Regions from separate parts of the Homo sapiens genome. Here region 1 is linked to region 2. Evidence: read pairs that join two places in POLR2A ChIA-PET (ENCODE). Cell type or tissue: PC-9. All regions are shown on one strand. Links, peaks and the distances in the headings refer to the core of each region. The heading gives the core; the rest is flanking DNA.

Region 1 (9,351 bases), core at 2,110-6,109, 230 kb before region 2:
GCTCAGGGACAGAGTGATGAAGAACTGGGCTGGAGCAGGGAGCAGGCTTGTGGGGTCTCTCTGCCTACTCCAGGCCAGGTGGTGACTGGGTGGTAGGTGTGCGGGGTGCTCAGCTGCTGGACAGGACCCCAGTTACCACCAGGGCCCTGAAATGGAGTCTCTCTCCATTCAGGATGAATGGGAGACTGGGCTGAAAGCCTGTTCGAGAACCTGGTTCAGCGCTAAAGTGCCTGGGAACCCCCAATATTCATATTCCTTGCTTACTTGGACTCAGAGAACCTCATTTCACCTCATTTTACCTCCAAACTGGGCAGCCTTTCTCAAGACTCAGAAATCCCTCCATTAGCTCCTCTGCCTCAGTGGCTCTTCTCCTGGGCTTCTGTGTCAGACTGGGCAGCTGAAGGGACACCCAGATGGGTCACTGGAGGTGGGGCATGCTCCCTCTTTATCCCACGACTTTGTGTTGCCCTGGCCAGGAGGTGGGACCAAGAGTCTGCATGGTTTCAAGGCAGTCTCTGAATTCTGAGTCTCCTGGGGGAAGGAGTTAAGGCAGATGGGGAGGGATGTCAAGAATGGAGGTCAGACCCTGATTTCAGACAAAGAAGTAAGCGGCATCCCTCCCTGCAGTTCTGGGACCTCCCTGTGTGTAGGAAAACTTGGGCGAGCTACTCTATGGCCTGCTGCACACTGGTTCCCTCCACCCCCAGCCCTGGAGGTCCTGTTCCTTGGGCCTGGAGCAGGCTGCGGCAAAAGGAGAGAAGCAACTTCCACATTTGGACCCAGACACGCATCTTTGGACTTCTGCTGACTCCAACTCTTGCTGGGGACAGCAGCAGGCACTGAGGGACCAGTCCAGAGTGGGACCAAAAGCAAGCCTTCACACCCGGGGGCCCAGGCTTTCCCCAGCCCCTCTCCTATCTACCCAGGCCCCCACTGTGGCTCTTGGCAGCCATGTGTCCCTGGCAGTAGACACTCTCAGGGGAGAGGCTCGCCCCTCTAGAAGGCTTCTGGGCTTTTGATTGGCCATCTCTTGGGTTGGTGCTGAGCTGCGAAAGGGCCCTCCAGGTCCTGTGGGCTTCTGATTCCTTTCCCAACATGATCAGTGCTGGGAAGACCCCCTGACTTACACTTCAGGGGTATGAGCTTGAGTTGGGGGGCCTACTCCCAGGCTGCTAGGATCCCATGATCGAGACCAGGCAGACAAAGGCTGGCTCCGGGACTCTGCAAGTTACCAACAGAAATGTAGCCCACCCAGCACACTCAAGGTGGGATCCCCCTGTGGAGCCAAAGCTGCCCTCACGCGTCACCACCCAACTCCCAGCATGGGGCCTCTCCAGGCTCCTCCTCCAATACAGTCTCCTTCTGACTCTGTGCCCACTCCTCCTCATACTTGGGCTGCCTGAAGCTCCTTCCATGACCCCACTCCCCCACCAAGTCTCCCTGCCCTGTGAAACAGCCTCAGGAAGACATCCCGCACTCCCCAGCGGGACCTGCTCCTGTCTGCTCTATCAAACCAAGCTCTGCTTCCAGTCCTCTGCCAGCCCAGCCTGCTCCTGACTCCCAGCACACAGTGTCCTCTCTAAAGCTGTTCCTTAATTGTCCCCAAACAGAGCCTGCTGACTCCTCTCAGAGGCAATTTCCCTGCCAGTCTGCCTCTCTCCTCCTCCGGGAAGCCTTCCCTGGCCGCCCATCCCTGTGTACACGGTCACCATTTAGTTGTTCCTAATGGTTTCCTGAGTCTTGTCACTTTTGCTCATGTCCCCTGATAGCCTGGTCTAAGGTAGGGCCTGCAGAAGATGCTGATGACTAGATAGGAGCTCTGGGTGCCTGGCTCCAACATTCTCCCTGGTCACAGCCACTGCTGTCCTTGCTGTGAGTTTAGGAGCTGACTCAGGCCAGTCCTGTCTGGAGGGCAGTTAACACAGCCTTTCTGGGCTCCTCTTTTCAGTTCCCATCTCTGTCGTCCCTGCCTGGGTGGAACAAGGTAGCCAGAGGCTGCAGCAGCTCAGACACCAGGCAGGTTCAATGTCAAATGCACTTTACTGGGCCCCTGGGCCTCCCAACACTGTCCTCACCAAGGCTGGGGCACCCCATTCCCAGCACCACCAGCTGCCCAGGAAGCAGGACGGATAGAGGGAACACATGTGGAATGGCTGTTCTCCTACCCCAGAGGGTGCCGGATGATGTTGACAGCACGGCTGCTTCCCTCTCCCCTGCAGCTTCTGTCCCCACCCAGCAGCTTGGCCTTTCCCATAGCAGGGAAGGGGGATACCTGGGGCTTCAAACCAGCCACCTGCTCCTGCTTAAAATGGGGCAAGGGGCCATTTGCAAAATTCTTCGAGGGGCAGTGGTGAGGTAGAAGGGGTGGCAGCCTGCTCCTGTCTGGGAGAGGGCTGGGCAGACACTGGGAGCCGGGCAGACACTGGGAGCCGGGCTGGCTCTTGCTTCAGGCCCAGAGCCCTGGGCCCTGCTCGCTGAGGAAGCTGGTGGTTGGAGCGGCGAGGTTCAGCCAGCTGAGGCTGGAGGGAGTACTGGGTGGCCAGGAGGGGTAGCCAGTCCAACTCGGCTCTCCTCAGCACCCCCAGCCATGGGTCACCAGTCCCGCTCAGCAGGTTCTCGGTAGGGGAGGCCTAAGAGCCTGAAGACATCCTTCTCAGTGGGAGTGGGCAGCACTCGGCCAGGCCCCACCTTGCAGCCATGGGTGTTCCGGACCACAGCAGTGCTGAGGGCATGTTCTGACAGACTCATGCCCTTGGTTTTGGCCAGGGCTCGCATGGAGCGGTTGAAGTGTGCAGAGCCGGTGAAGTAGAGCAGGGCACAGGCAAACTCGCTATAGGGCACCACGATGATGTCCAGGCGCCGGTGCCGCCGCCCTGGCCCTGGGAGCCGGCACACCCCCAAGTACTTCTGTTGCTGACCATTCTCCTCTTGGCTCACCAAGTCATCTGTGAGGAACCCTGGCCCAACAGAGGGGACTGCTGGGAGGGCAGGGAACCAGGCCTGGGCTGTCCCATCCTCCCAGGTCTCTCCTGATGTCTAAGCTGGGGCTTGCCCAGGTATTAGCTGGGTGACACTACCCTCTCTGGGCCCTTCTCCTTTTCTGTAAAACATGGATAGTAATTCCCATCTCCCCCATAGTGTCACAGAAAGATCAGATGAGATACTTGGCCTGCAGGGTTCACTGAGCACCTCCACATAGGTGTGGCGGGGCTGTTCCATCTCTCCCTGGAGAGGATTCCGGCCCCGATAGAGAGATGGGATGCTGGCAAAGCACTGTTCCCCTGCTTCCTGCCTCAGGACTGGAACTTCTGAGGTTCTCCCTCTGAGGGGGCCCCCAGACCTGTGCTGCCCTCTGTCAACCTGCTCACCCAGAGATGGAGCTTATACCTTCCTGCCGAAGACTGTCAAGGAGGCGGCTGAAGATACCCCGGTGGGACCGGCCATCTGGGTGAGTGATGAGCACGTCGACATCACCACAGGTCGCCTTTCCCCGTCGGTATGAACCACATGCCACACACAGCAGCCCAGAGTTAAAGGCCTGGGCTGCTTTCTGGACCTGGGAAAGAGAGCGGTGACAGGTGAGGGGCTGTGCGTGGGGAGCTCCTCTCCCACAGCAGTACAAGGGCCTTCCCAGACTCGGGCCCACACCCTCAGCTTATGCCCATTCCAGATGCCTGCTGCAAGCCCAGGGGAATCCACCCTGAGGAGCTGCTGTTCTTTCCCTTCGCTAGGACAGGAGAGAAGAAAAAGCTCACTGTGCAGGAGGCAAGCCTGAGGAGAGACGGGAGAAGGTGCCGGCTCTGCTTCTGAGAGTGGGCACTGAGCTTGCCCTGTGGAGCTCTTTAAGAGTAGGGAGACACAGACTCTCTCTGCCCCTGCCCCAGCCCACGTGCCCAGGTCTGTGAAACTCCACTTAGGACAAGGGGCCAGGTGCTGAAAGCCCTCAGCCAGGTCTAGGCAGCCCCAGATATCTACTGATTTGGAGCTAAAGGTTTGGAATATGTGAGCTGGGGTTTGAGGACTGAGCAGGTGGCTGGCAGCATGCGCCAGGCCCAGGCCCAGGAGAAAGTGGAGCACAGAAATACAGCTGCACCTGTGGGAAAGGAGAGGAAAGAAAGCAAAGAGGGGGCAGTTCTGAGCCAACACCCACATCCTTTCTTGGTGGGGAGGGAGCTGAGACAGCAACTGCCAGCTGAAGGATTGTCCCTCTGAGGAAAAATAAACCCATTAGCCTCCACCCCTGAGACACTGAGGTTCTTTCATATGCAGATGGCCTCCTGCCTCCACCCCAGGACACTGAAAATTCTGGGGCCCCGGACACCTCAAGTATCCTGACAGGAGGGCTCCGCTAATCCCCTTACTCCCTTCTTGAGCCTCCCAAGAGAATGGAAGGAGGAGGTCCACGTGAGTAATCCCATCAAAACTCCTATGGCTGGAGCCCTTAAATGGGGGCACAGGAGGCCAGGTGGGAAGCCTCTTTTGTTCCAATGGGCTGGGTACTGACTGAGGCATTCTCCATGCCCGGACACCATGGCTGAGTGACGGTGTCATCACTAGCACCAAGGCCTGGTGATGGGCAGACAAAGAGGCCTGTCCATCCATCTCATACCGGCCTCATAGCCTTGTGGCCTGGAATGGAGCTGGGGGCTGATTTCAATCAAACTAGGCCAGTCTCCATGGGATCCCACTCTATCAGAATCCCTGACCAAAGTGAGCAAAACTTGCCTATTACAAGCAGCTCCTAATCCTAATGCCCATTGAACAAATGATACATCTAGCCCTAAATGCAGTCCAGTGTCTCTCTAATCTAGCTTTTACATGAACCTAATCGCTAACCCAACTCTAAACCAAACCCAAATCTTATTTCTTGGACAACTACAAATCTTAACTTAAAAGCAACCAACATTAAGAAAATCCTACGCCTAATTAAAGCCTAACTTTAACTCAATCTTTTTTTTTTTTTCAGACAGAGTCTTGCTCTGTTGCCCAGGCTAGAGTGCAGTGGCACAATCTTGGCTCGCTGCAACCTCCGCCTCCCAGGTTCAAGCAAATCTCCCACCTCAGCCTCCCAAGAAACTGGGATTATAGGCATGAGCCACGGCACCCGCCTAACTTTTTTGTATTTTTAGTAGAGACGGGGTTTCGCCATGTTTGCCAGGCTGGAAATTTTTGTATGTTTTATAGAGACAGGGTTTCACCACGTTGGCCAGGCTGGTCTCGAGCTCCTGAGCTCAGATGATCTGTCCACCCTGTTCTCCCAATGTGCTGGGATTAAAGGCATAAGCCACTGTGCCTGGTCTTAACTCCATCTTGATGGAGCTTTCTTCCAGCCCCAAACCAAATCCTACTGACACTGTGCTTTTACACCAACTCTACCCCAAATCCTGAGCCAGCCTTGCGTGGGCTTTAGAAGGTCCATACATCTGGAAAAAGACATAAACCTTTGCACATTTGTGCATTTTGGGGAGAAAACAGTCCACAGTTTTCATCAGGTTCTCAAAGAAGTTGGTGAAATAAAAAAAAAAGATAAAATAAAATATTAAAACCCTCTGCCCTGACCCACCCTAACCTCAGTACAGATATAATTCACCTGTAATCTAACCCTAACATTAACCCAATCCTAACACCAATCAGTCTAGAATTGAATCCAATCCTAATAGGCCTGACTACTGAGAACCAGAATCTAGAGGGCTGGTGTTACAGCTCTTTCCTCCCAAAGCTCCCCACCCCCACCTCTGGGCCTGGAGCTTCAGTCTTAACTTGCTCTGTGCTCAACCTCTGGTGATCCACAGTTTCCTCTGCCTGCTGTCCTCCCCAGCTGAGGAGTTGGGGGTTCTTGGCTTTGACCCAAGACCTTACAGCAGGACCTGGCTGTCCTCACTGCTCTGGGACACCTGCTTACTGTCTGCTCAATCTCTGTAGCCTCCTCCCTGGGCATACGTTCCAGGAAGTCACTGTAATGCTTCAGGCCGATGGCCTGCTGGGTTGTCAGGGAGGCCTGGCTGCGGATGTCTTCCAGACTTCGGAAGCCCTGGAAAAAAGCAGCCAGATGGGAAGCTGTAAGGATCCAGGACCAATGAAGAGGCATGAGTGAGCACACACACAAGGCTTCCATCGCCCCAGACTCTAGGGAAGGCTAGAGGCAGGACCAACCTAGGGGCAGTTGGGTCTGTACTCAGCAGGACTTGGGAAAGGCAGGGAGCATGGGAAACATGCCATCATCCAGCCCTGCCACTATCCTAAGATGCTCGTTCATGATTCCATCAGTCTGAGGATGGACCTTGTCATCTTCATCCTTACCAAGCTGCCCTGGTGATTGTGGGCAGAGCCAGGATTGGGAACCACTGCTCTAGACACGCAGTGTCAAGGCCTGGCCTCCTCAGGAAGGCCCTTGCTGGTCTGGGGAGACTGAGAAACATACTTCTTGTCCCTGTCTACTCCTTCTTAAGGATACCAAGCAACAAGGCTGTTCTGGGAGCTGAGGGGTCTATATGAGTCCTGGTCCGCTTGAAAAATGGTCTCCCTATACTGTGGGTGCATTCCCATCAGAGCACAGCATAGGGATCTGGGGCAGAGCACAGCACACATCTGGGGCAGGAACTCTGAGACACAGCAAAACTGAAGTAGGGGCTGAGCCAGGGTGTGACCTGTTGGTACCACATCTGGGCAGTCTTGGTCCCAGCTCCCCAGATGTTGGAGAAGAGCTCCAAGACAGGCACGCTCTCACTGATATGGTCCAGCTTCCGCAAATGCCCGCTCTCCAGGATCTCTATGATTTTCTCAGCCATCCGCTTCCCAATCCCAGGGATACTGCAGGCCTCCTAGAGGAGGAGGAGGCAGAGGCAAGAAAGAAGAGTGAGGAGATGGAAGAGGTAGAGCCAGTGGAAAGGAAGCTGACTCCTCTAGCAGATGCTGACATAAAAGCCAGCCTGGCTGCTTGGCAACTGTGTGGCTGTGTAAAGCTTGGGTGTAGTTGAAGATGAGAATTTTGGATAGAATGAGGGCTGGGTAATTTGTCTTTTGGTTCCCAGAAGGATGGAGACCAGCAGTAAGAAGTAGAAAATAATGATGATATTAGTCACCACCACCACCACCACCATCATCATCATTCCAACAGCAAGAGCTAACATTTACTGAGGGCTTACTCTATGTCAGGTCCTGTGCTACAGGGACCATTTCATTTAATAGTAGCCCCTTTTTACTAATGAGAAAACTGATGCTTTGAGAGTTTAAGTAACTTGTCTGGAGTCACACAGTTAGTGAATGACAGGAACCAGAGTTCAAACCCTGGTCTGTTAGGCTTCAGAGTCCAAACTTCTTTTAAACAACTTTTTAGGCGGGACACAAGGGCTCATGGCTGTAATCCCAGCACTTTGCAGGGCTGAGCCGAGGGTAGATTGCTTGAGCCCAGGAGTTCAAGACCAGCCTGGGTAACACGGCAAAACACCATCTCTGCTAAATAAATGAATAAATAAATAAATAAACAAAATTAAAAATAAAAAACTTTTAATTATGTTAAAAAATTCAAAAGTAGAGAGATCCATATAACCCCCAAGTATCGTACATCTCCCAGCTTCAACAACTATCAAGATTTTGCCAATCTGCTTTCATCAATTTTCCTTTTTTTTCTTTTGTGCAAGTCCTAGACCCCATAAAATCTTCACCACTGTACCTGAACCCCACTGGGGTTACTAACCACTGGCCAGTAAAGACCCCTCCTCCCACTCTAGCCCCTGGGTACCTGGTACGAGGTGACAGGCTTATGGAAGCTCTTGAGGGCATTGATGGCCTTGGCATAGCCCAGGGCCCTCCACTTGTCTCCCTGAACACTGTAGGCTTTGGCCAGAACTTCCAGCTTCTCTGTGATATGGAGGTTGTGATTGGTCGCCTTCTGGCTTGAGGGCTGTGCACAGACCCACTTATCCAGGACAGCAGGGGCTGGGCTAGGCTCACAATCTCCCTCAAGGGAGGTGGGGTAGTGGCCACTGATGAGGGCTTCCAGATCAGCTGCACTAACCTGGGTTTCTTCCCCATCACTGGCTTCATCATCAGAGATGGGCTTGGGATAGAGAAGAAAAGAAAACAATAAATTCTTGTTCTCCAAGAGAAGGGATCCTTAAAGGTGGGGGTCATCTTCTTTGTGCGGGGGGAGGGTCTTCTAGTCAGACCTAAGAATGAGGCGGGGCCTTCTGCATCAGACTTGGATCTCCTTGGGTGTGAGGCCACGTTCCCTTTGGCTCCACGCAGTGCCTAGCCCTAGGATCCCCAGTGGTATGTGTTAGATATGGCCTAGATAAATGCAGCAGTGATGAGTGTTGGGAAGAGCTAAATGGCTTCACAATAGAGCCCTCCTCTCTCAGGGGCCTGGGACTTTCTGAACAGCCACCAGGCCCACCCCATTTCTGTGATCTGCTTCCTAGGGGAAGGGAGTTCTGAGGGATGGGAGGCTCCTGACCTGGGCTTGGGTGTTTGGTGCCTCTTTTGCCTTTTGGGGAGGAGACACAGGCCTGGTGGGAGGAGGAGGAGGAGAAAGGGCTGTCTGAAGCAGGGCCTCATGGGTGCCAGGAGGAATAGAAGCATCCTGCTCTGCCTTGCTGGGCTGTGGATGGTCCAAGTACCTGTGGGGATGGTGATGGGAGGTTAAGACACCAAAGGTCTCACCCTGTATCTGTCCCCAGTCCTTCTGTACTCTGAAATACTTGGTTTCCCAGTGTGTCCAATTAAGAAAACGAGTTTTTTGAGGTTTTTGGAGTTTCTCTTGAGACAGGGTCTTGCTCTGTCACCCAGGCTGGAGTACAGTGGTACGATCAAGGCTCACTGCAGCCTTAACCTCCCTGGCTCAATCAATCCTCCCACCTAAACCTCTTATAGCTGGGACTACAGGCACACCCCACCATGCCTGGCTAATTTTTTAATTAATGATAGTTATTTTTAATAATTCAAGAAAAGAGCTCAAGATGCTACTAGAAAACATTTGAAAAAAAGACTGGGATCAGCCCACCTACTGGGGATGAAGATGCTGAATCCAGCTACATCCACCAGCCTCCTCTCCTGAAGGCACAAGCTCAGCCAGGCTGACTTCACCAGCTGAGCACCCGGGGGCAGCTGGGGTAGTCTGAGAAGGCGGAGGGCTCGCTCATAGTCCATGCCTTCATCCACCACAATGTGAGTGACACCTGGGCCCTGGGCAGGGCATAGCTGGCCGCCATGCTGAACAATCTGCTTCTCAAAGAGTTCTGCCCGGGCTCGTCCAATGCCAGTGCGCACAACATGGGCCCGAAGGGAGCTCAGCCACTCTGTGGAAGGAACATCCAGATGACTACTGTTGTAACTTTTTAATTTTTATCTGCC
Region 2 (9,351 bases), core at 5,041-9,040:
ACTTCCAGTACTTAAAAATACATAAAAATCTTTTGCCTAGTCAGTTGTCATTTATTAGTTCCTAAAATTTCTCCAATTTAGGATCTTGAAAAATGTCTTCTAAAAAAAGATTCCTACTTTTACACACCAAAGGAGGAGGGAAGTGGAGAGAGAATGGGGCCCATGGTCCTTTATAAGTTATATATTCCAAGAAGACTAGTTAAATGTAAAGCCATTATATACAATACCTGTGGGACAGAAGAGGAAAGTTTCTGGCTCTCCTAGGTACTGATAGATTTCATTTGTGATGGAGACTTGGGCATGAGCAAAAGAACTGAATACCTCTTTGTCTGCTGCACACATATTATGGTCTATATCATCAAAAAGCAAAGCAAATGATCTGCACCCAAACTGAGAAACCTAGGAGAAAAAAAAAAAAAAGAATCAAGAGTAAAAAAATTAAGAATTCCAAACATTACAGCGTTAACAGTTATACTTAAAATCCAGTATTTTCCTTACTAGAATGTTCAAAGACAGATTTATTGTTTTTACATTTTCAATTAAAAAATCGTAAGTTAAACAGTTTTGGGACCCATTTCTCATTTGGGTTTGAATGCACTACAGGCTGAGTATTCCTTATCTGAAATGCTTGGGACCAAAAATGTTTTGGATTTTCATTTTTGTTTTTTCCTGGATTTTGGAATATCTGTATTATATTCAGCATCCCTAACCTGAAAATCCAAAATCTGAAATGCTCCAATGAGCATTTCCTTTGAATTTTATGGAGCTCAAAGAGTTTCATATTTTGGAACATTTCAGATTTCTGAATTAGGGATACTCAACTTATATGACAATATGATCCAACAAAGTGGCCTAGCCTCCTAGTCCTCATGGGCTGCTGCTGATTGTAGAAGACCCAACAAAGTCAGAAAAATACAGAAACATGAGTAAGTAACCTTAAGACATGAAAAAGCCAGGCTGTGTCCTAGTCCCAAAAGGCACACTGATCCCTTTGCAGATAAACCTAACCAGGTATGAATCAGAAAGAATAGAATTTTATCAAATAGTAAAATAACTTCATTCATGAAAATTTCAACTGCCTTAAATTTTTTACCAGACATTTTAATGCCACCCATATAAATCTTTGCCTAAAGAAATAAGACATGTATATAGAAAAACCAGCAAACTAAAATAACAGAAAAATGGGGCCGGGCGCAGTGGCTCACACTTGTAATCCCAGCACTTTGGGAGGCCGAGGCGGGCAAACCATGAGGTTAGGAGTTCGAGACCAGCCTGGCAAACATGGTGAAACCCCATCTCTACTAAAAATACAAAAAAATTAGCCAGGTGTGGTAGCACATGCCTGTAATCCCCGTTACTCAGGAGGCTGAGGCCAGAGAATTGCTTGAACCCAGGAGGTAGAGGTTGCAATGAGCTGAGATCGCGCCACTGCACTCCAGCCTGGGCGACAGAGCAAGACTCAGTTTCAAAAAAAAAAAGGAAAATGGAAGCCCCCTACATTGGACCAAAGGAAGTCTGCAGCTTTTACATTAAGCAGACTTTACACTCAATTAGGTTCACCTAGTCTGTTTTTCTTCTCATCTTGGGAAACTAGCCATTTCCAGACATCTCTTCGTCCATATAATTGAAGAAACTAATGTCTAATAGGTAAAACCCTGTTTCTGTAATCTCAGGTGTAAATTCAAGCCAAGCAGCCTAGGGTATATATAATTTCTCAAAATGTGGTTCTTGACCACCAATCACCTAGATTCCCGGTCCCCACCTTATCCATTTGGGAAATAAAGTCCAGCAGTCAGCATTCTTCCAAGCTTCACTTCTAATCATTCTTTTAAGGCAGTTCTTATGCAAACTGAAATTTGAGAAGAACTAGTACCTCCAGTAAAGCTCTTTTTACTTAATTTGGAAAATATTCCTCTATCAGAAGGATTCAAGGCTGGGTGCACTGGCGCACGACTGTAATCCCGGCACTCTGGGAGGCTGAAGTGGGTGAATCACCTAAAGTCAGGAGTTCGAGACCAGCCTGGCCAACGTGGCAAAACCCTGTCTCTACTAAAAATATAAAAATTAGCCAGGCATGGTGGTGTGCCTGTAACAGCTACTCAGGAGGCTGAGGCATGAGAATCGCTTGAACTTGGGAGGTGGAGGTTGCAGTGAGCCGAGATTGGGCCACTGCACTCCAGGCAACAGGGCAAGACTCTGTCTCAAAAAAAAAAAAAAAGAAAAAAAAAGCATTCAAAGTAAAAAAAATTCTTATAGAAACAAAGAAATAAAAAACCAGGCATGGTGACTCACACCTGTAATCCCAGCACTTTGGGAAGATCATGAGGTGAGCAGTTCGAGACCAGCCTGGCTGGCATGGTGAAGGCCCTGTCTCTACTAAAAATACAAAAATTAGCCAGGCATGATGGCACGCACCTATAGTCCCAGCTACTCGGGAAGCTGAGGCAGGAGAATCACTTGAACCCGGGAGGCGGAGGAGGTTGCAGTGAGCCGAGATTGTGCCACTGCACTCCAGTCTGGGCGACAGAGCAAGACTCTGTCTCAAAAAACAAAACAAACAAACAAAAAAAGAAAACAAAGAAATAGGAATTTGATTTCCTTTTAACATCGTAAAAGCAACTGAGTAAACTTCTAGTTTCAAGTACATAGTCAGGAAAAATGAATAAAAAGTAAGGAGTTACCTGGTCCAATTTACGTTTCAATGTGGATACTTCCTTGGGGTTAGAAAAAGTGATATCCAATCCAGGTGAGATCGCATAGATGAACTCTATCTCATATTCTCGTGCAGCAGAGATGAGAGTCATAAGTTGCTCTAAAGAACAGAGTCTATGTTTTTAGAAAGCAGAACAGAAAACTAAAAGAACCTTCACTGAAGGTTTAACTGAAGAGGTTATTTCTTCTAACTTACAAGAAAGGAAAAGATCCTCACATTTTACAAATTGTCATGTCCAACTTAACAACAGGCCATACAAAATGGTACAAGCCTGAAGTGATTTAATGTCACAGTAAGGGAAAAAGAATAGTTTTCACACCTTTGAAATCTGAACCAACAGAAAATAAGAGGCCCTTCTTTTTCACTTCCAAATAGTTTCTTATCCTTTTGGGGAAACAGGCTAAAATCAATAAACATTTTCCTCCCTTTCATTGCCACTTCTCAAAAACACTGAATTGTCAATTCTCTTACTGAACTTAAGCCATTTCTATTTCCTGCAGCATTTGAAAGGCATAAAATGCAGCCGCTGCTTTTTTATTTTGAGAGCCTTGCTCTGTTGCCCAAGGCTGGAGTGCAGTGGCACGATCCTGACTCACTGCAACCTCCACCTCCTGAGTAGGTGGGATTACAGGCATACCCGGCTAATTTTTGTTTAGTAGAGATGAGGGTTTTGCCATATTGCCCAGGCTGGTCTCGAACTCCTGGCCTCAAGTGATCCGCCTGCCTTAGCCTCTTACAGTGTTGGGATTGCAGGCATGAGCCATGGTACTGGATCTTGCTTTTTTTTTTTGTTTTGCCATCTCTGAACAGCTGGAATTCCTAACTAAATAAACCTACACATAACTACTTTATAATATGAAAGAAAGAAAATGCTTTCTTAAGAATCAGGGTAGGCCAGGCCCAATGGCTCATGCCTGTAACCCCAGGACTTTGGGAGGCCAGGCAGGAGGACTGCCTGAGGTCAGGAGTTTGAGACCAGCCTGGTCAACATTGTGAAACCCCATCTCTACTAAAAATACAAAAATTAGCCAGGCGTGGTGGCGCATACTTGTAATCCCAACTACTAGGGAGGCTGAGGCAGGAGAATTGCTTGAACCCTGGAGGCAGAGGTTGCAGTGAGCCAAGATCGCACCACTGCACCCCAGTCTGGACGACACAGCAAGACTCCATCTCAAAAAATGAAAAAAAATGAAAAAAAAAAAAAAAAAAAAAAAAAATGAATCACACCTGTAATCCCAGCACTTTGAGAGGCCACGGCAAGTTGACTGCTTGAGTTCAGGAGTTTGAGACCAGCACAGGCAACATGGCAAACCCCTCTCTCTACAAAATATACAAAAATTAGCTGGGTGTGGTGACCCGCGCTTGTAGTCCCAGCTACTTGGGGGACTGAGGCGGGAGGATTGCTTGAGCCGGGGAGATCAAAATTGCAGTGAGTCACTGCACTCCAGCCTGGGTAACAAAGTGACAAACGCTGTCTCCAAAAAAAGAAAAAGAAAAAGAACCAGAGTTAAGTCATGGCCTTAACAATCTTGACCTGTTTCTATCTATGGGAAAAACATTAATTATAGATTTTAACCTTTTAAAATTATCAATTGACAATTTTCCTAAATCAACTTAACTACTACTAGTATATACTATAAGACATATTTTTGAATAATTTTCAGTAGTATCTCAAGATAGTCATTTTTACTCTATTTTGATTATTGATCACATTAAGTTTCATTACCAGCACCACCAGAAAGTAATTAAGTTGAAGGCACACTTAAATAGAGTAGTAAACCACAACACTAGATGGAGATGGGGTAAGCTGTAATTGCTTCTTTGTAATTCAAGAAAACTTTCAGCCTTCTGTGCCTTGGCTGGGCTCTGTAACCAAATATCTTGTTAGCTATATGCGTATACCATTTAATTTCAAGTACAAAAATGTTTCACCATTTACAAGTTCCCAAAGAAAAGCACCTCTCTAATTTGGCGGTTCAATGCTATACTACTTTTTATCAATTTTATGTAACCAACTCAACGTTAAGTATACCCATAGCAGGCCGGCCGGGCACAGGAGCTCAAGCCTGTAATCCCAGCACTTTGGGAGGCTGAGGCAGCAGAATCTCTTGAACTCGGGAGGGCGAGGTTTGCAGTTAGCCGAGATCGCACCACTGCACTCCAGCCTGGGGGACAGAGCAAGACTCTGTCTCAAAAAACAAAACAAAACAAAACAAAACCCAAAGACAGCCTATTAATGGCTTCCCACTTTCCTGGACTAGGGTTTAAGGACCAGTAACTGCTGACAAGGCCAAGCCATACTAGAGCCTGAAGCAAAAGGAACAATCAGTAGTGCTGATCCTGTCTTTACCTAAAATTTTAGCATTGTGTACATCATGAATTTCTGCATTAATTTTGGTTTTTTAAAAAAATTGCATAAAATATTATTTATGTTGATTACTTTTTGGGGGTCCCTTAAAATTTGCACCCAAGGTACGTGCCTCACTTGCCTTGCCCTGGGCCTAGCCCAGCTCCAGCACTTCTTTGCCCAGTGGCCCACTGTTTAATCCACTGGCAGAAGTAAGCAGCACAATCTATGACCACAGAACAGATGGAGTCAGCCTAGCACGCCCATGATATCACACATATGGTCATGACCTTGCTAGCGCAGAGCACTCTTTCAATCTCAGCTAACTGAATAGTTACCAGATAGAAGAAAAGGAAACTACCTACAAAATAAAAATAAAATGTCATAAAATTCTTGTACAACTACATTTAAAATATAACCGTTTTCTTCACAGATTTTGAATTTATGGATAAAAAGAAAAAGATTACCAGCTTCCTCCACTGAATACATCTCTCGCCAAAACATCCTATGTTTGTAGTCATCTTTTGGGGCATACAAGTATGTATTTAATTCCCATTTCTGGAGCCTTAAGGAGAAAGAAAATTACATATGTATAAACAGGCAACATTCATAGGCTGTCAATCTCCATTTCCCTCTTCTTGGAGCATCTCCATCTCATACAAAGCTAATATTCTATGACAGTAGCTTTTAACCTTTTTGTAATCAGTGGAATTTAAAAAAATTAAGTATTACAATGTATGCCAACATACAAAACACTCTTAAAAAACACAACAGCTCTGGGTAAGGTGAAGCCCAAAACTTATTCAGCTCCCCAGGAAAAGTTTGAAAATCAAAGGCCTAGGTGAAGAAAAAAGGGACCAAGGTAAAATAACTTCTGCAATTGAGAAACCATCAAAATGCACCTGGGCTATTCACTGTTAGTATTTCTTCAAACAAAAGAAAATGTTAAGAGTTTAAGGTTCTCCTCTCTCCTTCATATAATGAAGATTTACCTTCTAAAGAGTTCTTTTCTCTGTTCCATAACCCAAGGTCTTCCATAAAATCCTAGATTCAAAGTAAGAATGAAATTATATTCAGTTTTAAAATGTGGTAAGCTTTATTGAGAAAAGCAAGTTACAAAACATATAATACAATCCTATTTTGTAAAAAGCATAAAATACACCAAATCGGAAGGATATTTAATAAAATACTAAGGTTCCTTTAATCTTTGGGTGGTGACGTTACAAGGTGACTTTTATTCCATTTTTGCTTAGGTAATTTTTTTTATTTTTTCTACCATGACATTAGTTACTTAGGTGATAGTTATTTTAAAACAAACATCTATCATCTTTCCACTGTTGATAAAGTCCAAATATATTTAATTCCAATTTTTTAAGAGATCTCAATCTTATAATGGGGAACGGCAGCAATGTAATACAAGCTGCCAACAGTAACAATTACTTCCTAGAATGATAGTAAAACTGCTTTAGAAAGGGTGAGGGGAGGCCGGGTGAGGTGACCCACGCCTGTAATCCCAGCACTTTGGGAGGCTGAGGCAGGTAGATCACTTGAGGTCAGGAGTTCCAGACCCAGCCTGGCCAACATGGTGAAACCATGTCTCTACTAAAAATACAAAAATTAGCCAGGTATGGTGGCAAATGCCTGTAATCCCAGCTATTTGGGAGGCTGAGAAACAACAATCACTTGAACCTGGGAGACGGACTTGCAGTGAGCCGAGACTGCGTCACTGCACTACAGCCTGGGCTACAGAGCAAGACTCCATCTCAAACAACAACAACAAAAGGGTGAGGGGAGATAAACAGGTAAAGCAATTAAAAACAAATCAGAGATAGGATTAGGAAAGAATCTGACTTAATTTTATGATCGTGCTCCTCTTTTTTAAAAAAAGTTCCTGGCCAGGACTGGAATTCCAGTTACTTGGGAGGCTAGGGCAGGAGAACTGCTTGAATCCAGGAGGCGGAGGCTGCGGTGAGCCAAGATCCGCGCCATTGCATTCCAGCCTAGGTGACAGAGCAAAACTCTCTCTCTCAAAAAAAGTTCCACATACAATGATATAATCAAAGGGACCAAAAAATGCCTGAAACCACATTCCCAAGAAATTCAACAGCCTAACTGGCCCAAACAACAAACTCTCACGCAATCTTAATTACAGAGCAAAGATCTGAACAAATGAAAATTCAAGAATATTACTTCTGGTCCTTAAACGGAAAGGAATAAACAAAGAAAACTCAAGAATGTCCCCAGAGTATCCTCTAAGAGGACAAAACACTAGTTATGCACACACTGCAGAAAACAAACTCGCAGACCGATAACCTAAATGGTTGAATAAGCATCAAACTGGTATCTGGAACTCCCTAGTGTGCTCATCACAGCTCAAACCACACACTTTACATCTTGTCTAACCTTTACTTTCCACTTGTCTCAGTCTAATCATCAGTAAGAGATAAGGACAGCCTCTCAAGAGTACCATGAAGAAGGTTAATAAAAGCATTCTGAACACAAAATGTTCTACATAAACCCACACAATCTACATAAGAGACTAGTCTAAAACAAATTTCTGCAATGTATTTTAGCTCCAATCTCTAGGCAGAATGACTCCTCTGCACCACAAAAAGGACAATGACAGACCAAATTAAAATTCATTACATACCAATGTATAACTGTAGCACTTTCATCTGGACAATCTAATGTTAGCCTCTCACAAGTGATACAAAATATTCTTTTTTTTTTTTCTCAGGCGGAATCTCACTCTGTCGCCCAGGCTGGAGTGCAGTGGCACTATCTCGGCTCAATGCAATCTACGCCTCCAACTCCCGGGTTCAAGCGATTCTCCTGTCTCAGCCTCCCGAGTAGTTGGGATTACAGGAGCCCGCCACCACGCCCGGCTAATTTTTTCTATTTTTAGTAGAGACAGGGTTTCGCCATGTTGGCCAGGCTAGTATCGATCTCCTGACCTCGTGATCCGCCCGCCTCGGCCTCCCAAAGTGCTGGGATTACAGGCGTGAGCCACCGCGCCCGGCCAATATAAAATATTCTTGATCAGGCAGACCTATACAAGTCTTTAGCATCCCTACGGCACTTAGCATTATCATTTTTTTTTTAAGGAGTAGGCATTAAACATCCTTTCAGAGTTGCTCCAATATAAAAAAAGACTTTTCAAATGTCTAGCTTAATTAAACATTTTAATCTTTAGAAACCCTACCTTGGCTCTTTTGAGAGTCAGGTTCATGGTTTCGGTTGACTGGCACCACAAAGAGGAAGCAATGCTGTTAATGTAAGTTAAAAACCAAGAGAGTTTTGTGATGGAAAGAAAACAAAAAAGAAATCCTAGCAGTAACTATAGTATTTCTATGCTCATTCATTTTACGGCTGGTGCCAACCAAGAGGTATCAAAAAGAGAGAAAAAAAAAAAAAAAAAAAAAAAAAAAGCCAGGCGCGGTAGTTCACGCCTGTAATCTTAGCACTTTGGAAGACCGAGGCGGGCGGACTGCCTGAGCTCCGTAGGTGGAAACCTGCCTGGGCAACACGGTGAAACCCGTTTCTACTAAAATACAAAAAATTAGCCGGGCCCGTGTCTGCAGTCCCAGCTACTTGGGAGGGTGAGGGAGGAGAATTGCTCGAACCCGGGAGGCGGAGGTTGCAGTGAGCCGCGATCACGCCACTGCACTCCAGCCTGGGCGACAGAGCGAGACTCCGTCTCCCAAAACAAAAACAACAAAACACACAAAAAATCAGTGCTGGCTCAGGTGCTCAGTCACTAAGAAAATATACAAGGGCACGGGAGGGAGGAGGAATAAACGAGAGAATGGCAGACAACTCTGTTCTTTAAATAGGAAGAATCGCCTTTTAATGCTATTCTAAACAAACGAATTTAAACCAAATGAGTTTTCTCCTTTTATAACTGAAGGTATAATGGACTGGCAAGTTTCCTTAGACTCATTCCAGTCTAGCTCCGAAATTTCCCAGCACTCTCTCATCCCCACTCCAAGATCTTTGATAACAAAAACCAGATTCTTTTTCTAAAATCTCCCTGCACTCAAGCCAATAAATACAACGATATAAGTCACACAATGCAATCATTTTTGATGAATACTATATAGCAGTTTTCCATTCTGTAATCCCCCAAATTCTGCAAGACAGTTAACTTCGCTGAACTCTTTCATGCCTTACTGTAGCAGCAAAGTAGCCTGTTATGGTCTGTACCATAACCACCACCCATTTTTCGAAAGAATACTCTAATTTATATGGTGAAAAAAAACAGAAAAGCTGATGTTCTCAACGTCGAGAGCAA

Evidence for each region. Peaks named below come from ENCODE experiments on the same cell type or tissue, not always from the same donor. Only the 100,000 strongest peaks of a DNase experiment are listed, where the experiment ranks them.
Region 1: POLR2A ChIA-PET joins it to region 2 with 8 read pairs; 13 of 35 experiments call an interaction of 5 or more read pairs at or near these places.

Annotation. Positions count from the first base shown.
Region 1 is chr10:101,576,861-101,586,211 of GRCh38, forward strand. POLL (DNA polymerase lambda) reads right to left here. Exons shown (of 9, transcript NM_001174084.2): 3 at 9,002-9,296; 4 at 8,456-8,618; 5 at 7,742-8,059; 6 at 6,648-6,821; 7 at 5,903-6,031; 8 at 3,388-3,556; 9 at 2,022-2,957. The coding sequence ends at 2,593. Among named protein-coding and RNA genes, the nearest start is that of POLL, 6.7 kb to the right of the region's middle. In PC-9, for the core only: no CTCF peak of the experiment used is centred there; no DNase peak of the experiment used is centred there.
Region 2 is chr10:101,807,503-101,816,853 of GRCh38, forward strand. OGA (O-GlcNAcase) reads right to left here. Exons shown (of 16, transcript NM_012215.5): 2 at 6,053-6,104; 3 at 5,528-5,625; 4 at 2,682-2,812; 5 at 228-399. Among named protein-coding and RNA genes, the nearest start is that of OGA, 6.3 kb to the right of the region's middle. In PC-9, for the core only: no CTCF peak of the experiment used is centred there; no DNase peak of the experiment used is centred there; H3K4me3 peaks cover 2,015 bases; H3K27ac peaks cover 281 bases.